Regions from separate parts of the Homo sapiens genome. Here region 1 is linked to region 2. A link is a loop called in an ENCODE intact Hi-C map of the cell type or tissue named here. Cell type or tissue: CD14-positive monocyte. All regions are shown on one strand. Links, peaks and the distances in the headings refer to the core of each region. The heading gives the core; the rest is flanking DNA.

Region 1 (5,385 bases), core at 279-5,278, 1.7 Mb after region 2:
CTGGGTAACAGAGGGAGAGGAGACCCTGACTTTTAAAAACAAAATACAACAACAAAACCACCCCAAAACATAGCAGCTTAAAACAGCTACAGTCATGCTATCTCTCACAGCCTCTGTGGGTCAGGGTTTTGGGAAAGGGTTGGCTGTGCATCTCTCCATGTAGTCTCAAAACCTCTCCATGTGGTCTTTACATGGACTAATTTGGGCTTCTCACAACATGGCAGCCTCAGAAAAATCAGATTGCTCACATAGTAGCTGAAGGTTTCAAGAACAAATATTCCAGAAAGCATGGTAGAAACTGCATCCCCTGTTTTGACCTTATCTTAGAAGCTGCATAGCATGAATTCTGTTATACTCTACTGGATAAAACGTTCAGAAAAGCCTGCCCAGTTTCAAGGGGAGGAAACATAGCCCCATCTCTCGGTGAGAATAGTGTAAAAAGGTCTGCAGACATGTTAAATAGTAGTGACTGACCACCTTTTTTTCTCTTGAAACTAAGTTTGTATCACCCTGATCTTCTCCCATTCTTCTGATTGGTGTGTCTTCAGCTTATCCCTTCCGTTCCTCAGAGCAGGATGTTTTTCCCATTGAAAATGTTAGCATGCGAGGTAGCCATGCTTCAGAGATGGCCTCCTGAGGAACCACCCTTTCTAGCACCCATGCTCCTGTGCAGTCTCCTCCCACACTGGGTCTGGGCTGCACTTGGAGGAAGTGATGCTGTGGGATTTCCAAGGTTAAGGCATAGGAAACCTTGCCGCTTCTACCCGGGCCTTTTGAAAGGCCCTTATTCTAGGGAATAGGGCTCTTTCCCTCCTTATTCTAGGGAAAGTCAGCCACCATATAAGACATCTAACCTGAGACCACCATGCACTGAGGAAGCCCAAGCTAGCCACATGGAGGGAACATGTGGAGAAAGCAAGATATTTGGCCAAACTGTAGAGATTTTGGCCATCCCAGCCCAGGGGTCCAGACATGTAAGTGAAGAAACCGTGTTGGATGTTGAGCTTGGTTGAGCATTCACAGGACCCCAGTCCAACCACCATCCGACTGCAATCACACTTGAAACTCAAAGTGAGAACCACCTGAGTCTAGTCAACCCTTAGAAGCTTCAGAGATAATAATAAGCTTTCATCTGAAGCTCCTAAATTTTGCGGTGGCTTGTTATGCAGCCAGAACATCCAGTTCTATCAATTCCGCATCAGAATTTCTCCCAAATCTGGATCTCTTAAATTGGCCTTCAACATCATTTCCTTGCTGAAGCAAAGCTTCCTCTCTGGTTTCCAAGCAAGTAGGCATGCTTTAAGGAAGTTGGCCATAGAGGTGATATAAGACATGCTCATAAGCAACTATAAAATAAAGCAGTAAGGAGGTATGCCACAAGGTCTGTACAGAAAATAGCTACCATGAGAACTCAGAAAAGAGAGGGACAGAATTATTCCAGCCTGAAGCCAGTGGGCCTGAAAAGGAGGTAGCATTGAATTGGACCTTGAGGCCGGGCGCGGTGGCTCACGCCTGTAATCCCAGCACTTTGGGAGGCCAAGACGGGTGGATCATGAGGTCAGGAGATCGAGACCATCCTGGCTAACGCAGTGAAACCCTGTCTCTACTAAAAATACAAAAAAAAAAAAAAAAGAAAGAAAAATAATTAGCTGGGTGTAGTGGTGGGCGCCTGTAGTCCCAGCTACTCGGGAGGCTGAGGGAGGAGAATGGCGTGAACCCGGGAGGCAGAGTTTGCAGTGAGCCGACATCGCACCACTGCACTCCAGCCTGGGCGACAGAGCGAGACTCTGTCTCAAAAAATAAAATAAAATAAAATAAAATAAAATAAAATAAAATAAATGAATTGGACCTTAAATGCCAAGTAGAAGTTTGTGGGCTTGTTTTTTTGTTTTGTAGAAGTAGGGAGCTACTAAGAAGTTTTGAGCAGAAAAGAATGTGATCAAAAATATGTTTCATGAAAATATTGTTCTGAAAATAATGGACGTAAAAGGCAATTGCATTTGGGAGACACTAGACGGGGTGGTCAGGAAGGATGGGGAGACCAGTGAAGAAACTATCATGACAGGCCAGGGGAGAAGCAATGAGCCCGTGAATAAGGCTGGCCATGGGACTGAGGTTAAAGGGAGGAGGCATAAGAGACATTCCAGAGGTAGATAAGAGTGTGAAATACACATAAGGACAAAATTATAACCCAAATTCTCCTATTCCCTGAATAAGTGAAAACAAATAATTCCACAGATTTTACTTTTGGGAGAAATGTGGCTTTTCAAAGAAAATACCTTTTCAAAGAAATACTTTAGGGGGAGAAGAGTAAATTAAATCCCTAACTTTAAATAAGTATGATCAGAGATTATTTTTTTGAACATTTATAGCCCGTTCTGAAATAGTCACATTGACTTACAATTTTTGTTATTTACCCATCCCTGTGGTATGTTAGCGTGTAAGAAGCCTCCAAAAACAATTGAGGGCAAATCATGACTGATCTTTAAAACCTGCGGTGGTCCTTGAAACACGATGGATGCTCCAAACAGTTTTTAAAGTATGAGCTCCCTCTAGTGGCCAAAAATCATCTTTACTGCTTTATCAAATCTGCCACACATTTATATTTATTTTAATGAGTAGTTTATCTTCCGCTACAACTGAACTTACACTTTCAATTTTTTTCTTGCTTGTTACCAAATAGGCTCCATAATATTCATGATGAATCTCAACATCTAGGATCTAGTATTATTGTTATAATTAGTAATTATCAGTTTTCAATAATGTTTATTGAGTTTCTGACTGTACCAAAATGCAATTATCACCTGATTAATGTATCAGCTAATTTACTATAAATGTTCAAAGGAAGTAATATTATTATTCATCACTATAAAAAGTACTCATTGGTCCATGATCCTTGGCTCATGCCAATAATCCCAACACTTTGGAAGACCAACACGGGAACATCACTTAAGGCCAGGAGTTCAAGATCAGCCTGGGCAACATACTGAGACCCCCATCTCTACAAAAAAAAGAAAAAGAAAAAAAATAGCTGAGCATGTTAGTGCACCTGTAGCCCTGACTACTTGGAAGGCTGAGGAGAGAGGATCACTTGAGCCAAGTATTTTGAGGTTACAGTCAGCTATGATAATGCCACTGCACTCCAGCCTGGGCAACAGAGTGAGACTCTGTCTCTAAATAAATAAACACTTTAAAAAGTCCTCGTTGATAAATGCATATTCTCTCGAAATTAGTTCAAGTTGAAACAACTCCAAAGATGCACATTTCCCATCCAGATCCCATCATTTCTTAAAGAAAGGGGTCACCCTCATCAGACATTTTTCCTATTGTCTTGGGCATTCACATCCTCTCTTACTCCTCACTACTTATGCAAGTTTCTGCAGCCAGCTTGAATTTCTCCTCAGAAAATGGGTTTTTCTTTTCTATCACATTGTCAGGCTGCAAATTTTCCAAACTTTTATGCTCTGCTTCCCTTGTAAAACTGAATGCCTTCAATAGCATCCAAGTCACCTCTTGAATGCTCTGCTGTTTAGAAATTTCTTCTGCCAGATGCCCTTTGAACCATCTCTCTCAAGTTCAAAGTTTCACAAATCTCTAGGGCAGCAGCAAAATGCTGCCAGTCTCTTTGCTAAAACATAACAAGAGTCACCTTTGCTCCAGTTCCCAACAAGTTCCTGATCTCCATCTGAGATCATCTCAGCCTAGACCCTATTGTCCATATCGCCATCAGGCTTTTGGTCAAAGCCATTCAACAAGTCTCCAGGAAGTTCCAAACTTTCCCACATTTTCCTGTCTTCTTCTAAGCCCTCCAAACTGTTCCAACCTCTGCCTGTTACCCACTTCCAAAGTCGCTTTCACATTTTCGGGTATTTTTTCAGCAACGCCCCACTCTACTGGTACCAATTTACTGTATTAATCTGTTTTCACACTGCTGATAAAGACATACCTGAGACTTGGAAGAAAAACAGGTTTAATTGGACTTACAGTTCCACATGGCTGGGAAGGCCTCAGAATCAAGGCAGGAGGCTAAAGACACTTCTTACATGGCAGCAGCCAGAGAAAATGAAGATGCAAAAGTGGAAACCCTTGATAAAACCATCAAATCTCATGAGACTTATTCACTACCATAAGAACAGCATGCGGGAAACCTCCCCCATGATTCAAATTATCTCCCACTAGGTCCCTCCCACAACACGTGGAAATTATAGGCGTACAATTCAAGATGAGATTTGGTTGGGGACACAGCCAAACCATATCACTAATTTAGGACAGATACACTGTTGCTATTGTAAGAATCAAACAAGAGCTATAACTTGCACAGCTTCTGTCACATGGTAGATGTTCAATAAATACTTACTGTACTTGATTTGAATCTTGTTTCATAAGCCCTTATTCACATTTTTTTAAAGTTGTAGAAAATAATTTGGCCACCTTTCTTTCCATCTTTCTAGTTGGCATTTCATGGGTGGTTCCACTGAATAACAATCAACTTTGATATGGTTTGAATATGTGTCCCCTCCAAATCTCATGTTGAAATGTAATCCCCAGTGTTAGAGGTGGGTCTGGTGAAAGATGATTTTGGGTCATGAGGGCAGATTTCTTATGAAGGATTTAGCATAATCCCTTTGGTGCTGTCCTCATGATAGTGAGTGAGTTTTCATGAGATATGGTCATTTAAAAGTGTATGGCACCGGCCGGGTGCGGTGGCTCACGCCTGTAATCCCAGCACTTTGGGAGGCCGAGGAGGGCGAATCACGAGGTCAGGAGATGGAGACCACCCTGGCTAACACGGTGAAACCCCGTTTCTACTAAAAATACAAAAAATTAGCCGTTCGTGCGGGCGCCTGTAGTCCCAGCTCTTCGGGAGGCTGAGGCAGGAGAATGGTGTGAACCCGGGAGGCAGAGCTTGCAGTGAGCTGAGATCTCGCCACTGCACTCCAGCCTGGGTGACAGAGCAAGCCTCCGTCTCAAAAAAAAAAAAAAAAAAAAAAAAAAAAGTGTATGGCACCTACCCCCTCACTCTCTCTCTAGCCCATGCTCCTGCCATGTAAGACAACGGCTCCCCTTCACCTTCCACCATGATTGGAAGCTTCCTGAGGCCTCCCCAGAAGCAGGTGCTGGTGCTATGCTTCCTGTACAGCCTGCAGAACCATGAGCCAATTAAAACTCTTTTCTTATAAATTACCCAGTCTCAGGTATTTCTTTATAGCAATGCAAGAATGGTCTAATATAACTTCATATCCTATGACATTGATCATTAGTTTTCCATCTTGCTGAGTAGAATTGTTCTTACTTGGGGTTTCTAAAGTGAATCTCAGCTTAAATGAACACATGCTAGACTTTAATTATAGCTTCACTTATTTGAATTTTGAAGACAAGCATTTA
Region 2 (5,385 bases), core at 95-5,094:
CTGCAAATAACTGAGAAAAATCTGTGACTCCTACTCAACTCTTGCATTTTAGAGACACCACAGCATGCAATCTCCTCTGTCAGAAGGTTATTCTGTGAAATGCCTAAAAAGGGAATGATTTTATACATTGATTATTGAACATCAACAGATAGTAAGTAGGGATGAGTGCTCAGAAATTCCAGATAAACAAACTTGAAATGAAGACCTTATACAAGTTTAAACCTATAATACTGTACCAACAAGTTCCTGGCACACAGCAAACACTTAACAGTAGCCATTATGCCTACTGATGTTAATAACATAAGTGTTTCCTTGATATTAAACTGAACCAGAAGAGAATATATTTACCTTGGATTTTATCCCTCATATCATGGGCTTGCTCTACCAGCTGACTTGCGTGGTTAATGGTGTCCATGCTTTCCTTCTGAACAAGTTGTCCTTTTCTGGAGGCTTGATTTTCCTACAAATAATCCGTATAAAGGCTAGATTAAATGTATGAGAAAAGAATGTTGTATAAGCACAGATAGGGGTGGGTGGGCATAATGTATTTCCTAAACGTAAATCTTCCTGGCATGTGAAAGTTCTATAACACATGAAATCATCCCAAAAATAATGCATGAAAGGTAATGTGATGGCCAGTTTTACTTTTAAAAAATTTTTTAATTTTTCCGTAAGTTATTGGGGTATAGGTGGTATTTGGTTACATGAGTAAGTTCTTTAGTGGTGATTTGTTAGACTTTGGTGCACCCATCACCCGAGCAGTATACACTGCACCATATTTGTAGTCTTTTATCCCTCCCCACTCCACTCTTCCCTGCAAGTCCCCAAAGTCCATTGTATCATTCTTATGCCTCTGCGTCCTCATAGCTTAGCTCCCACGTATCAGTTAGGACATACAATGTTTGGTTTTCCATTCCTAAGTTACTTCACTTGATGGCCAGTTTTAGAATGACAGAATGCTATAAAATCTGGTGCTATTCCTATATCATCAGTCACAGTTCAGTCCCAACCAACTGCCTTTCATATGTAATTTATTCTTCAAATTTTTACTGTATCTCAAGTTGCTGGACTAGAAAATTGCCCATGTCTGCTTATCATTTTGACATTGTGCTGACTGAAGAGCTTAAAGTTTCAAAGAGAAAATTGTTGAAAAAATAGGCAGACCTTGAAATGCACCATGCTTCCAGTGGCTCCTGGGTGGTCCAACCACTGCTGAAATTGAATTACCACAGAGATTTCAAGGATTATTCTCACTGGCCTAACATGCTGTTTTCAGTGCTTCATTCCAAATTCCCATCAACATTGATGGCACTTGTGTACAAATAACTGCTCAAGCAGATTTGGCTCAGCGTGAATGGAGCTCTTCTCCGAGAAGCTGATTCCATTCTCTCAACTTGGGAGATTCTGTTTCAGAGATCTCACACAGTATTTGTCAAAAATAATGCCCAACTCAAATGTGGCCTCTGAAGAAAGGGTTTGTGTGGGCGTCTGTGTGTATGTGTGTGTTTTTGTGTGCGTGGTGAAGGACAGAATGTGATCTAAGAGCACAGAAATGATTCAAGGCTAGGACACCACCCTGTATGCACAGCATGGGCGACATGTACTTACTTTTGGGATTTGAAGGACTGATCTATGGGTTATATTTAAGAGGAAGAGAAGTTCTTTAGTCTGGCATTTGGTCGAATGCCCACTTGCCTTGTCTGTTGCTTTTTTGGCTCAGCTCTTTAAAAACTGCTACAATACGTGAAGGAGCTGTGGGGTGATCTGCCACACAGAGCGCTGGTAGACCCATTATACAGAGTTTCCTGAGGATAGGGAAGTGGTTGTTTTAAACTTCTCTCCTTTCATCCAGTATTCTACCCAGAGGATTATGCCATGATTTTACCGGGAACGTTTTTACACTCTCCAGGAATAACCCAAGCAAGTGGCCCTCTCAGATGGTCAAGGAAGAGAATGCAGAAATGGTATTATAACAAACACATGCCCAGAGGCTTTTTATTGGAGAAGGGTAATCCCCTCCCTACAGAGCAAGGCTCCTGTAGTCACAGAGCCCACTGTGCAGCGGCAATGTGGTCATCAGTCCCTTCATAAACTGTGGGCTCTCTGAATGGACACTGTCTTCTGAGTCATTATACTCCTTCCTGCAATTCCAGTCTTCTTCTTGGCTTGTTCCAGTGCTTTCCAGAAAAACAGTATTTGTGGTCATTTTAAAATTAAATATGCAGAAACTATAATAAATCTTAATATTACTCCTCCCTGCTTTTAAAAAATACGGACACAAGCATTTAAAATTTTAGAATTTTTAATGAGTTGATCTTTGATCCAGTTTAAGTTATATTTGCAAAGCACAACACCCCTAGTTTTTACTTTGGCTTGATACTTCAGAGTAAAGCTCTATTGTTATTCCTATGTCATTAAACTTATTATTTTTTGATATGGAAACTTCAGTTGAAGTGATGAGAGACAGCTGAAAAATGTCATGCCTATAAGAAAACCTCTTCTTTTTGACAAACGCCAGAGGGCGCTAAGATACAGGTAGATAGAGATATATAGCTATTGATATACTGTATATATGACTGGATCAGTGGCAAAGAGGAACATCTATTCCTTTACATTGTAAGATGACTGAATTGAACCTATAGTGATGGCTTATATGAATGTTTATTTTTCCTGTAACTTTGCCTGTGGAAGGAAAATAATGATATAGGCACGTGGGAAAACAGGTGCGCCTCGGTTTAAGAAAAGCTGAAATTAAAAAATTACCTTGTAACTGTAAACTAGTTGGTGGTTTACATTACAAATGTATTAGTCATTTGCTCATCTCAACAGAAAATTCTTCTTGTACATATTTGACATAAAAGTGGCAAGGATGTCTTGGTAATATAGTACATAAAAGGTAGATGACGTGAGGATGATAACCAATATCTAGGGTGATCATATATTTTATGGTTCAACCTGGGGCATTTTTGCACATGAAAGGGAGAACTTTTAGTAATTATTCTGGGACACAAGCATAAACAGCAACAGTCCTGGACAAACCAATAGTAGGAATATTGGTGTGCTACTTCAGAATTTGTACAGTAATATCTACTTCTGCCTACCTCCTAAACATTAATGACCCTAAATTCCTTTCCAGCCCTGATTACCCTCTGAATTGCAGATTCACATCTCTATCTGCCCTCTGTGCCATCACAGATATTTCACTTTTAAAATGTCCAGAGTAATCCATTCGTGTTCGTAGTCTTAGTCATCCACGTCTCAGGATGGAGCTTCTCTCTTTGCCATTTCTCACCTCCAACTGGTCACCAAGTCTGTTTCATTCCACCTGCCACTCTGGCCTCTCTTCCTCTTTTCCATGACCACAGTCTCAGTTCATCCTTGTTCTGTGCAAATTCTTTTCAAATGAAGGCAAGACAGCAACCCACTGCTCTCTTCTCTAGACCACTGTGGCGGTCTCCTAAGCAGTGCCCCTATTGTCAGTCTTCACTGGCTAGTCTATCATCCACACTGCAGAGGGACGTTTCTAAAGTGCAAATCTAATCAGCTCATTGTTCTGGGTAAATACCTGAATGACTTCCAGAGTCCACAGGCTGAAGTCCCCATGTTCACGAGCGTGTTTGGGAAGGTTCTTCACAATTGGGCCTCTGACAGCTTCTTCAGCATTATCTCCTCCTCTCTCTGCCTTACAATGAATCTTCCACAAGGCCACAGTTCCAGTCCCAAGAACTTAGCACGCTGCTTCACATCTATCTGTTCTCATAGTACTTACCCCTTGCTTGGGAGTATCTGATAAACTCCTACTCATTCTCAATATACAGGCCAATACTCACCTTCTCTGAGAAGCCTTTCCTAGTGTACCCATGCCAAAATATTTCACTATTTCTTCCTTAGAGTTACCGTTTAGCCTGTACCATGTTTCTCTTATTAAATGCTGTATCATAATTATGTTTTTACTTATCTGTTTCCCTGCTAGACTGAAGCATCTTGAAAACAGGGCCTTATTATATTTCAGGATACCTAGCACCTAGCACACTAACTGTCACAGGCCGGGCGCGGTGGCTCACGCCTGTAATTCCAGCACTTTGGGAGGCCGAGGCGGGTGGATCACGAGGTCAGGAATTTGAGACCAACCTGACCAACATGGTGAAGCCCCATCTCTACTAAAAATACAAAAAGTAGCCGGACGTGGTGGCACATGCCTGTAATCCCAGCTACTCAGGAGGCTGAGGCAGGAGAATTGCTTGAACCCAGGAGGCAGAGGTTGCAGTGAGCCGAGATTGCGCCACTGCACACCAGCCTAGATGACAGAGCGAGACTCTGTCTGAAAATAAATAAATAAATAAATAAATAAATAAATAAATATTATATACAGATGTTCAATAATGCTTCTGGAATAGAAATGTAAACAGTTATCCCTCAGCATCCATGGGAGATTGGTTCCAGGACCCCACAGATACCAAAATTCATGGTTGTTCAAGTTTCTTACATAGAATGGTGTAGTATTTGCAATACTATAACCTATGCACATCCCCCTATATATATTATATCTAAATTACCTCTAATACCTAATGCAATGCCTATACATCACTTCGTTCATATGGATTCAAAGTAATACTCAGCATATGGTAAATTTGTATTTTGCGTTTTGGAACTTTGTGGAATTTTTCCAAATATTTTTAAGCCATGATTGAATCTATGAATACAGAGGGCCAACTGTACTTAATTTTCTCCTGCCTTTTTGGCAGGACCAGAGATGAGGTTCAGATGCTTTTGATGCTTGGAGATAGCCTACTTTCCTTTTAGTCCTGTGGGTCTCTCTGCATGAGTTGTCATTCAGGTAGCTTCTGCTGTGGTTCAAGGAGTAGAAGTGGAGGAGATGGTGCAGTACCTCCTGAGCCGCCCTTGGAGACTGTGCTTTGTAACTCTGGGCTCTGCAGTGGACCTTCAAGATCCAGATGGTGAGGGGCAGCACTGAGATTGGGAGAGGGCCACATCTCACCTCTGCTTGTAGCCCAGTGACACTCTGACCTTGAGCACAGTGGCTCTGGGAACATGGAAAAGTAGAATCTTGGCACGATCTTTGGAATTTTCATTGCAGACAAGATCAGCAGCACCAAAGGGAGCATCTTTTGAGCACTGGGTATTTATGAACACAGATGGATGGGCATCCTTTAGGGGAATCCCAGACATAAGTGGTGGGAAAGGGCTGTAGGACTTCCCAGTAGAAGGCTGGAGAATTTAGAAAGGGAAGTTCAGACAAAACCCGTAGCTAGGTGGATGTAACTTGTGAGATTTGGGTCACATGAAATCCATGTGGCAGGTAATTTGCAAAAAGTGGTATTACTTATCAAGTTCAAGGGGCAATATTACTGATTTTTATACACA

What was found. A loop is a pair of places that touch in the nucleus more often than their neighbours do. Peaks named below come from ENCODE experiments on the same cell type or tissue, not always from the same donor. Only the 100,000 strongest peaks of a DNase experiment are listed, where the experiment ranks them.
Region 1: it touches region 2 in a loop (5-fold over the local background); 18 of 110 quality-filtered maps call a loop at or near these places.

The regions. Positions count from the first base shown.
Region 1 is chr6:113,906,906-113,912,290 of GRCh38, forward strand. The region is part of intron 1 of LINC02880 (long intergenic non-protein coding RNA 2880); the gene reads left to right. Among named protein-coding and RNA genes, the nearest start is that of LINC02880, 5.2 kb to the left of the region's middle. In CD14-positive monocyte, for the core only: CTCF peaks have their summits at 2,524 (motif pointing left) and 2,727; a DNase peak (open chromatin) is centred at 2,536.
Region 2 is chr6:112,177,773-112,183,157 of GRCh38, forward strand. It overlaps LAMA4 (laminin subunit alpha 4), which reads right to left. Exons shown (of 39, transcript NM_001105206.3): 10 at 349-460. Among named protein-coding and RNA genes, the nearest start is that of LAMA4-AS1, 56 kb to the right of the region's middle. In CD14-positive monocyte, for the core only: CTCF peaks have their summits at 2,526 (motif pointing right) and 2,725; a DNase peak (open chromatin) is centred at 2,519.